2 separate regions of the Homo sapiens genome follow, and region 1 is linked to region 2. A link is a contact called in ENCODE Hi-C or POLR2A ChIA-PET data. All regions are on one chromosome and are shown on one strand. Each heading gives the region's core, a stretch centred on a gene start or an enhancer-like site at or near the end of the contact. The rest is flanking DNA. Distances are from core to core; before and after follow the strand shown.

Evidence for each region. A loop is a pair of places that touch in the nucleus more often than their neighbours do. ChIA-PET counts read pairs that join two places held with the same protein, here RNA polymerase II (POLR2A). Pooled maps may share reads with other maps.
Region 1: a loop to region 2 is called in a map of endothelial cell of umbilical vein, with 2.2 times the contacts of the local background. The contact joins two enhancer-like sites. A Hi-C loop is called at or near these places in 2 of 168 maps with a recorded cell type or tissue (endothelial cell of hepatic sinusoid and endothelial cell of umbilical vein) and 3 of 50 pooled maps. POLR2A ChIA-PET finds 5 or more read pairs at or near these places in 2 of 52 experiments (A549 and HEK293).

What each region holds. Positions count from the first base shown.
Region 1 is chr4:84,850,505-84,854,851 of GRCh38, reverse strand. The region is part of intron 4 of WDFY3 (WD repeat and FYVE domain containing 3); the gene reads left to right. Among named protein-coding and RNA genes, the nearest start is that of WDFY3-AS1, 56 kb to the right of the region's middle. Within about 2 kb of position 2,676, at least 2 of the 41 ENCODE cell types and tissues checked have a DNase peak (open chromatin) inside an H3K27ac peak, as active enhancers do; they include endothelial cell of umbilical vein, where a contact is called at or near this core.
Region 2 is chr4:84,811,814-84,816,103 of GRCh38, reverse strand. The region is part of intron 13 of WDFY3 (WD repeat and FYVE domain containing 3); the gene reads left to right. Among named protein-coding and RNA genes, the nearest start is that of WDFY3-AS1, 17 kb to the right of the region's middle. Within about 2 kb of position 1,528, at least 5 of the 41 ENCODE cell types and tissues checked have a DNase peak (open chromatin) inside an H3K27ac peak, as active enhancers do; they include endothelial cell of umbilical vein, where a contact is called at or near this core.

The sequences.
Region 1 (4,347 bases), core at 1,427-3,926, 38 kb before region 2:
CTGCAACCTCCACCTCCCAGGTTCAAGCTATTCTTATGCCTCAGCCTCCCAAGTGGCTGGGACTATAGGCATGTGCCACCACACTCAGCTAATTGTTATATTTTTAGTAGACATGGGGTTTCACCATGTTGGCCAGGCTGGTCTCAACGCCTGACCTCAGGTGATCTACCCACCTCAACCTCCCAAAGTGCTGGGATTAAAGGCATGAGCCACCATACCTGGCCTAGAACTGGAAAAATTTGACAAGTAGTCAGTACTCCCTGAGAGTGAGAAGTAGAATCTACACCTTCTGACACCCAGCTTCATGCTGCATCCTCTTTGGCAAACATTTATGTAAATGATGGAAGCATTGTATAGTTTCAAGAAATACCACTACTTGTTGAAAGTAGTGAACACATACATAATATTTTTAGATTCAGTTGTTGAAGTCAATCACCAAAACTACACTATTTTCTTTGCTACCTTATCCATTCAGTATTACCTACAATGTCAGATTCATGCTTTAGTTCCTCTATCCCTCCAACCTTATCTTGTACCATTTTTCCTCTTATACAAAATGCCCCAGCTTTATCAGCCTCATTTTCATTCCTGTACACCCCAGAATCAATCTCACTTTGAGGTCTTTGCACAGCTCTGATCTCACTGCCTGCAACCCTCTTTCCTTGTCTCTTTGGATTGTAACTTTTCCTCATTAGTCAGTGTCATCCTTTGGCACCAGTGTCGCTTCTTCAGAAAGACCTTTCCTGACAACCTTCTTCCCACCCCAGGCATTCTCTTTCAGCTACCCTATTTTACTTTCTTCATAATACTATCTTTAAATAATTTTAATTTTAAAATCAACTTATTTACCACTGGTCTTCTGTGCTAAAATGTCCTGTGTTTCATGAGCACAGGAATCATATTTGTTTTATTTACCTTTGTATTCAGGACCCTTCGAACATTGCCTGGCACATATACTAGGAAGTCGATAAATATTTGTGAGTGAATAAACCTTATTTAAGAAGCAATGCTTGTTCATTTCAGATTAGCAAATATGACATAGTCTTTTTCTGTAGTACTGATTTTGGGTTGGTAAATTCAAGCCAGTTTTATTTATCTTGTCAGAACATTTCTTAGAGGAAATAAAGCAGTAAACATCAGGATTTGTGTAAAAAGTTACTGGCATTTTCAACAGCATATTATTTACCCAGCATGAAGACTGGTTGAATAATTATATCCTTAACAACTGTTCAAGAAATGAGCTATTGGTTCTGTTTAGTTGTCCTAATAACTATTAGCAATAAAATACCTCATACTAATTCTTAGGAGCAAAATATACATTGATACACCCTGAGTAATAGGAATATTATAAACACCTCCATTAAAAAACCATGTACTCAGCCAGGAGAGTTGGCTCACGCCTGTAATCCCAGCACTTTGGGAGGCCGAGATGAGCAGATCACCTGAGGCCAGGAGTTCGAGACCAGCCTGGCCAACATGGTGAAACCCCATCTCTACTAAAAATACAAAAAAAATTAGCCGGGTGTGGTGGTGGGTGCCTGTAATCCCAGCTACTCAGGAAGCTGAGGCAGGAGAATCACTTGAAACCAGGAGGCAGAGGTTGCAGTGAGCCGAGATTGTGCCATTGCACCACTCCAGCCTGGGCAACAAGAGCAAAAACTCTGTCTCAACAGCAATAACAAAAGGCTATGTACTCATCTCTGAGCACAGGTGGAATGGCTATTCAAAGATGTGTCATTATTAGGTTTCTCAATTTTTATCAGTCTTCAGTTTGTTAAAGAATAGAGGTTTCTGGCCGGGCACAGTGGCTCATGCCTGTATTCCCAGCACTCTGGGAGGCCATCATGGGCAGATCAGTTGAGCCCAGGAGTTCAAGACCAGCCTGTACAACATGGCGAAATTCCTATCTCTACAAAAAATACAAAAATCAGCTGAGTGTGGTGGCAGGCACCTGTAGTCATAGCTACTCAGGAGGCTGAGGTGGGAGAATCACCTGAGCTCAGGAGGTTGAGATAGCAGTGAACCATGATTGCGCCACTGCACTCCAGCCTGAATGACAGAGTAAGACCCTATCTCAAAAAAAAAAAGGGGAGGTTTATTTAACAGGTAACATAGATTATTTAACAAGTAGTATAGGTTAATTCTAAGCACACAACATTTATCAAAATCTCAGGAAAAAAATGTGTTGAGGAAGTATTGAAAAGTACAGTTTATTTTTTGAGATTTTGAGATTATTACAAATTATTCATTTGTCAAACTATTGAACAGACTAGGTGTCTGGAAAAAACGATACCCTTGTAGAATTTATTTATTGTTTTAGCATTTTCAACTTAATTTGAGGGAGGTTATAAGAAACATGTAAGAAACACATTTTCTATTAGAAGGATATTACATTGTTTGTTATATTCTTTTATTGGGATCTTTGGAAGGAATTGTTTATATTATGCAGTAATCCCTCCTTATTCATGGTTTTGCTTTTCATGGTTTTGGTCATCTGTGGTCTGAAAATATTAAGTGGAAAATTACAGAAACAAACAATTCATAAGTTTGAAATCTGACACCATTCAGCTCCATCCCTCCCGGGATGTGAATTATTCCTTTGTCCAGTGTATCCATGATTTATGGGCCACCTGCCCAATAGTCACTTAGTAGCAGCCTCAGTTATGAGACCTATTGTCCTGGTATCAAGCTGCTTGTTTTCAAGAAACTCTATTTTCCTTAATAATGGCCCCAAAGTGCAAAAGTTATGGGGTTGGCCACTTGTGTATGCCAGAGAGAAGTCCTTCCTTTAAGTGAAAAGGTAAAAGTTCTTGACTTAATAAGGAAAGACCAAAAACTGTGTGCTGAGGTTTTTGAGATCTATAATAAGAAGGAATCTTGTATTTGTGAAATTGTGAATAGTATATTATTACAATTTTTTTACTTTATTATTATTGTTGCCAGTCTCTTACTGTGCCTAATTTATTACTTAAACTTTATCACAGGTATGTATTATAGTAAAAAATACAGTGTTTACGGGCTTTGGTACTATCCGTGGTTTCAGGCATCCAGTGGGGTCTTAGAACTTACCTCTCACAGATAAGGGGGGACTAGTATAATATGAGGAATAGAACTACTTCCTTAAATATATATATTTTTTCATGCTAAAGGCATTGTGAATGATGTGATTGATCAGGTTTTCTCTTCTGTATCTTTGAGCCAAAATTTGTAACCAATACATGGAAAATATAGAGGTCTTTCCAGTCTTAGATTTTTATTTAGTTTTCTTTTCCAGTCCATCTCCCTAGCTGGGTCTTTTATTTGCTTGTTTGTTTTGTTTTCCTTCTTGATTTTAGTTTATGTTCTCATGTTCTCCTTCAGTGCTCCCTGAATGTTCTCTAGAATTTGATTGTGAGGGCAGTCAGCATATAAATAAACAACCATATTTAGGGAGCATTACTATAAAAGGCAGAGTGTTGGCTTGGGAGAATATGAAGTTGAGTAAATTATGTTTTCTCCTTTTGTAGTGACATTTCAATAGGTAATAATAATATAAATTACTGTGTAATGACTGTTAAAAGGGAGAGATACTATAATAGCCTTAGAATATAGAGAATTTCCTTTCAGCTATAAAGAATATTCTTTAAAATAATACCTCAGGATATATCTAGTTATATACCCATTAAAATACCATTTCTTTTCTTATGATGGTCTGTCCAGGTTTCATTTTCTCAAATTCTCTTTGCTGAACTCATACCCATTTATTTTTAAAAATTATTTATTTTAGGCAGGATATAGTGGCTCACACCTGTAATCCCAGCACTTAGGGAGGCAGAGGCAGGAGGATAGCTTGAACCCAGGAGTTCAAGACCTGCCTGGGCAATATAGCAAGAACCAGTTCTCAAAAAAAAAAAAAAAAAAAAAAAAAAAAAAAAAAAAAAAAACAGATAAATAAAATTAAAAATAAGAATTATTTATTCTAAAGCTCATTTATTTTAAAATTTGTGTAAAAACAAGTTTGTTTCATGACCCTCCCATTTCTGTTTTCTAGTTTTTTTGGTAACAGCCTTGTTTTGTAAATTATTGTGATTAGACTGAGGAAATTCTGAGACATGAAATGAGTTTAGTGAATTCTGACGTCAGCCTGGGATTTAGCAGTAGAGCTGCTTTTCACCATCCAGTGTGCCTGTACTCCATCAAAGATCCTTTATAACTTTTCTCTAAATTCTCAAATTAGCTTTCCTCAGAAAAATGTTGGCTGGATGTGGTGGCTCACGCCTGTAATCCCAGCACTTTGGGAGGCTGAGGCAGGCGGATCACCAGAGGTCAGGAGTTCAAGACTAGCCAGGCCAACATGGTGAAACCCCA
Region 2 (4,290 bases), core at 279-2,778:
ATGAGCCTAAAACATTTCAGTTAGCCTTGAAAAAGTAAAGAAGAGATCAAAGAAAATAAGCAATTAAGTAAGTACAATCAAACAAATAGAGAAGAGGAAAAACTCTTACTTATAGTCAAAAGTCAAAGAAAATCACAATTTATGAACTATCGTAGTAATAATTGATTCAAGTAAAATTCATCACTGGATACTAAAGATAGTAGATGAAAGTTTTAGAAGTGAAAGGATTTTTGCGTACTCTTAAATTTTATCCTTAAAAGATATTTCTTAATTTCGAGTGCTAAAATATTAGCTTTACAATGGACCCTACCGTAACTAAATGATCAGCATTAACTTTGCCAGTGATGGACAGATGAATAGCATACACCTCCTGATAGGAAGCACTGAGAAAAATTCAGCTCATTTTTGTACTTTTTCCTCCCAAAAGTATATAATATGAATCTGATTATTAGAAAACATCAGATAAATCCTAATTGGAGGACTTTCTATGAAATAATTGGCCTAAACTCTTAGAAAAAGGAGATGAAATGAAATTAAAAATGACGTAGGAACTGTTCCAAAAAGTAGAGGTTGAAGTGACTACTGAATATAGTACATGAACTTGTATTTTCCTTTGCTATGGAGGATATTATTGGGATTTGGAAAAAACACAAGGTCTGTAGATAAAATAATTGTATTGTTTGAACGTTAGTTCTCTGATTTTGAGCATTGTACTGTGAGTAGTAAGAGAATTCCTTTTTTTGAAAAACACTGAAGCTTTTAGGGGAAAAGGGAAGGGGAGAAAGAGAGAAATTAAGTAAAATGGTAATTTTTCAAGAATCTGAATGAAGGATATCTGTGAATTCTTTGAACTATTTATGCAGTTTTTCTTCAAGTCTAAAATGACATTAAAATAATAACAGACAAACCAGTGTGTTTAACCTTGCTTCCAAGGCCCTTGTGACCCGATCTCCATCTCCTTTCACTTCCTCTACTAGTACTCTCACCTGTAGATGAGAAAAACATTATTTTTCCTCTACCTGCTGAGTTCTTAACTAGGACAGACCAGTGTTACAAAAGACAAATTAACAAGAGAAAAACAAACAAGTTTATTAACATGTCTACCTCATATGTGCGTGGGAAACAACCAGGGAAAGATAACTAATTCTCAAAGAGGTGGCTTAGAACTCCATTTTGTATGGTAGTCCCCCCATATCTTCGGGGGAATACATTCTAAGACCCCCCAGAAATGCCTGAAACTGCAGATAGTATGGAATGCTATATATACTATGTTTTTTTCCTGTGTATATTCATACCTGTGATAACATTTAATTTATAAATTAGGCACAGTAAGAGATTAACAACAATAACCAATAATAAGATAGAATAATTATAACAATATGCCAGTGTCACTACTCTTGTGCTTTGGGACCACTATTAAGTAAAATAAGGGTTACTTGAACACAGGGACTGGGAAACCTCCACAGTTGCTCTGATAACCGAGACTCTGCTCAGTGACTAACAGGCAGGTGGCTTTTGCAGCATATGTACACTGGACACAGGGATGAGTCACAGTGGTGTGGGGCAGTGTGAGATTTCATCATGTTACTCTGAACAATACACAATTTAAGACTTTTGAATTGTTGTTTCTGGTATTTTTCATTCAATATTTTTAGGCCAAGTTTGAGCACAGGTAACTAAAACGAAGGAAAGCAAAACTGCAGAGAAGGGGGACCACTGTATAGCATTCTCCGCAAAGAACAGTACATTTTTAGAGAAATGATGACATAAAGGAAACGGACTCTAGGGATATCAACTTGTGGGAAGGCAAATAAATGGTAGATAAAGAATAGTTGGTAGTTTGTTGTGTGCATTTCTTTGCTGTCTCCAGGCTGGGAAGGGTCTGACTTCATCAAATAGGGGATGGCAGAGAGTTTTCTTATATCTACTTCTTCCCAATTGCCTTCAACTGAAAATAATCCTTATGCCATAGTGGCGTATTTTGGGGTGGCATATACTAGTTTCCTACATACCCCATTCCAGCCACAGACATTAGTAGTTATTACTTCTATTTTCTTTTACTTTTATTCAATTAAATGTTTCATTGGTAATGAAAAAATAGCATTTCTTTCCTTATGCTGTCATATATTTCATCATGTTTTGATGGTGTATAATGACAATTTTGAATATGCATCTTAAAAGCAAGATTAATCTCACCGCAATTTATCTGTTAGACAAAAAGGATATCCACATGAGTGTCGATATTTGAAGAACATTTTATATTTGAAGGAATTGTTGGGAGAACATAGATGGCTTCAAAAGATGCTAAGGTTGCCAACTTTTTTTTAACATACCATTTTCTCCTCTTTTGGTACCTTATTAATTGGATTTTTTAAATATTGGTAAGTAAAGCCAACAAGAAGTAATTGGCTGACCCGTAATTTTGAGGCAGTGTTCTGGTTAATGTTAGTAACTGATTCTCAGGCTGGAAGAGGGCAGGAGAGAGTCATGATATTTTGCATTTACTGATTTCCAGGGTATAAATACTCACATTGTGGCCTATTCAGTCAACTAATGTGCCACTGAATGTGGATTGGAAAGAGTTGCACAGTAGTACACCATTATATAGCATTTCCTCATGCAGATACGTAAAAGCATAGATAATAGTAAAATTCAGAAAATAATTAGAAACTGATGAGTTTTGAGTATTTTGTCTGTAAAATACTTAGTTGTAAATTTGTTACTTAATTTTTAATTATGATTGTACGTTTAACAACTGACTTACAAAATTCCTGAAAATATGGCACTTGACCTCTTGAGAGCCGGTATGAGCTAGCTCTGGCATTCTGCTTTGAAGGGAAAAAGTAGCGCTGAGAGCCAATAGGGAAAATGTGGGTTCTCAGTTTCAATTTCCATTTTTACTTCATTCAGAATTGCTTCTTAGTGCCTCCATTCAACTGACATATACCACAGACCTATGTAATTTAATTTGTAATTACATAGTGCCTCCATTCAACTGACATATACCACAGAACTATGTCATTTAATTTGTAATTATTTATACACAAACCTGACATTCCATGACATGTCATGGAAATTCTCCTGATGCACAAATTTGAATTGTATGAATTGTATTTATGCAAATATAAGTAATATATAGCTGATTTTGTCTAATTAACCAAGCAGCCTCCAGATCTCATTGCAGCTTTGGTGTTTGCTACTTGTCATCATTTATTGATGTAAGTGGGAAGTTACATTATTCATGGTATTTGAAATTTTTCGAATACTGAGATTGTGCTTGGGATAATGTCAGAGCAACAACAGATACCAGTTTTGAGGAAGTAGGAGGTGGGCCTGTCCAGAAGTACATAATATAAATTATTGGACTAAGATTCGTAAGCAGCAGTTTTTCTAACCTCAGTCATAATTCTAACCAGTGATAGCATTTTGTACATGTTACTTTAACTTTGAACTCACCCCTCCTCATCTATAAAATAATACTTGTCATATTTTTCTCCCAGTATGTTTTTGAAAATTGATGATAGTGATAGGCTTATATGCCGGGCACTTCTCTAAGGGTTCTTACATGTATTTCCTTTGAGGTTAGTTATTGTTGTTTCCATTTTACATAAGAGGGAACTGTGACACAGAAAGGTTAAGTAACTGGGATGGTTAAATACTTTTTAATGTTGGAGTCAGAATATGACCCCAAGCATCCTGAGTTCAGCCATCTTCAGCCTGTGTTATAAGGAGTGTATGTGTGTGTGTGTGCGTGCATGCGCATACATGTCTGTGTTAAGTCTTTTGTTAATATGAAATATTTTAAGTATTCATATAGTTTATTAAATTTGACAAGATAGGGAAACTAACTATATTGTTACCAGATACTAAAATGTAAATTTATTGATTGAAGACTATTGGAAGAAACATTGTTTTTATATTTTATTTACATACAGATTGCATATTTTCTGTCTTTTAAAATATTAAGGAATAGGTGTGAACAATGAAATCTTCATAACTTCTGAAACAGTATATGTCAAAAGGTGACTAATATATTAATACAGGTTGAGCATCCCTCATCCAAAAACCTGAAATTCAAAATGCTGCAATCTTTTTGAGTGCTGACAAGTGGAAAATTCCACACCTGACCTCATGTGATGGTAAAGTTGCATGAGCAAAATTATTTAAAATATTGTATAAAATTACCTTCAGGCTATGTGTATAAGGTATATATGAAACATACATGAATTTTATGTTTAGATAACTTACTGTATATGTGCAAATATTCCAAAATCCGAAACCTTTCTGGTG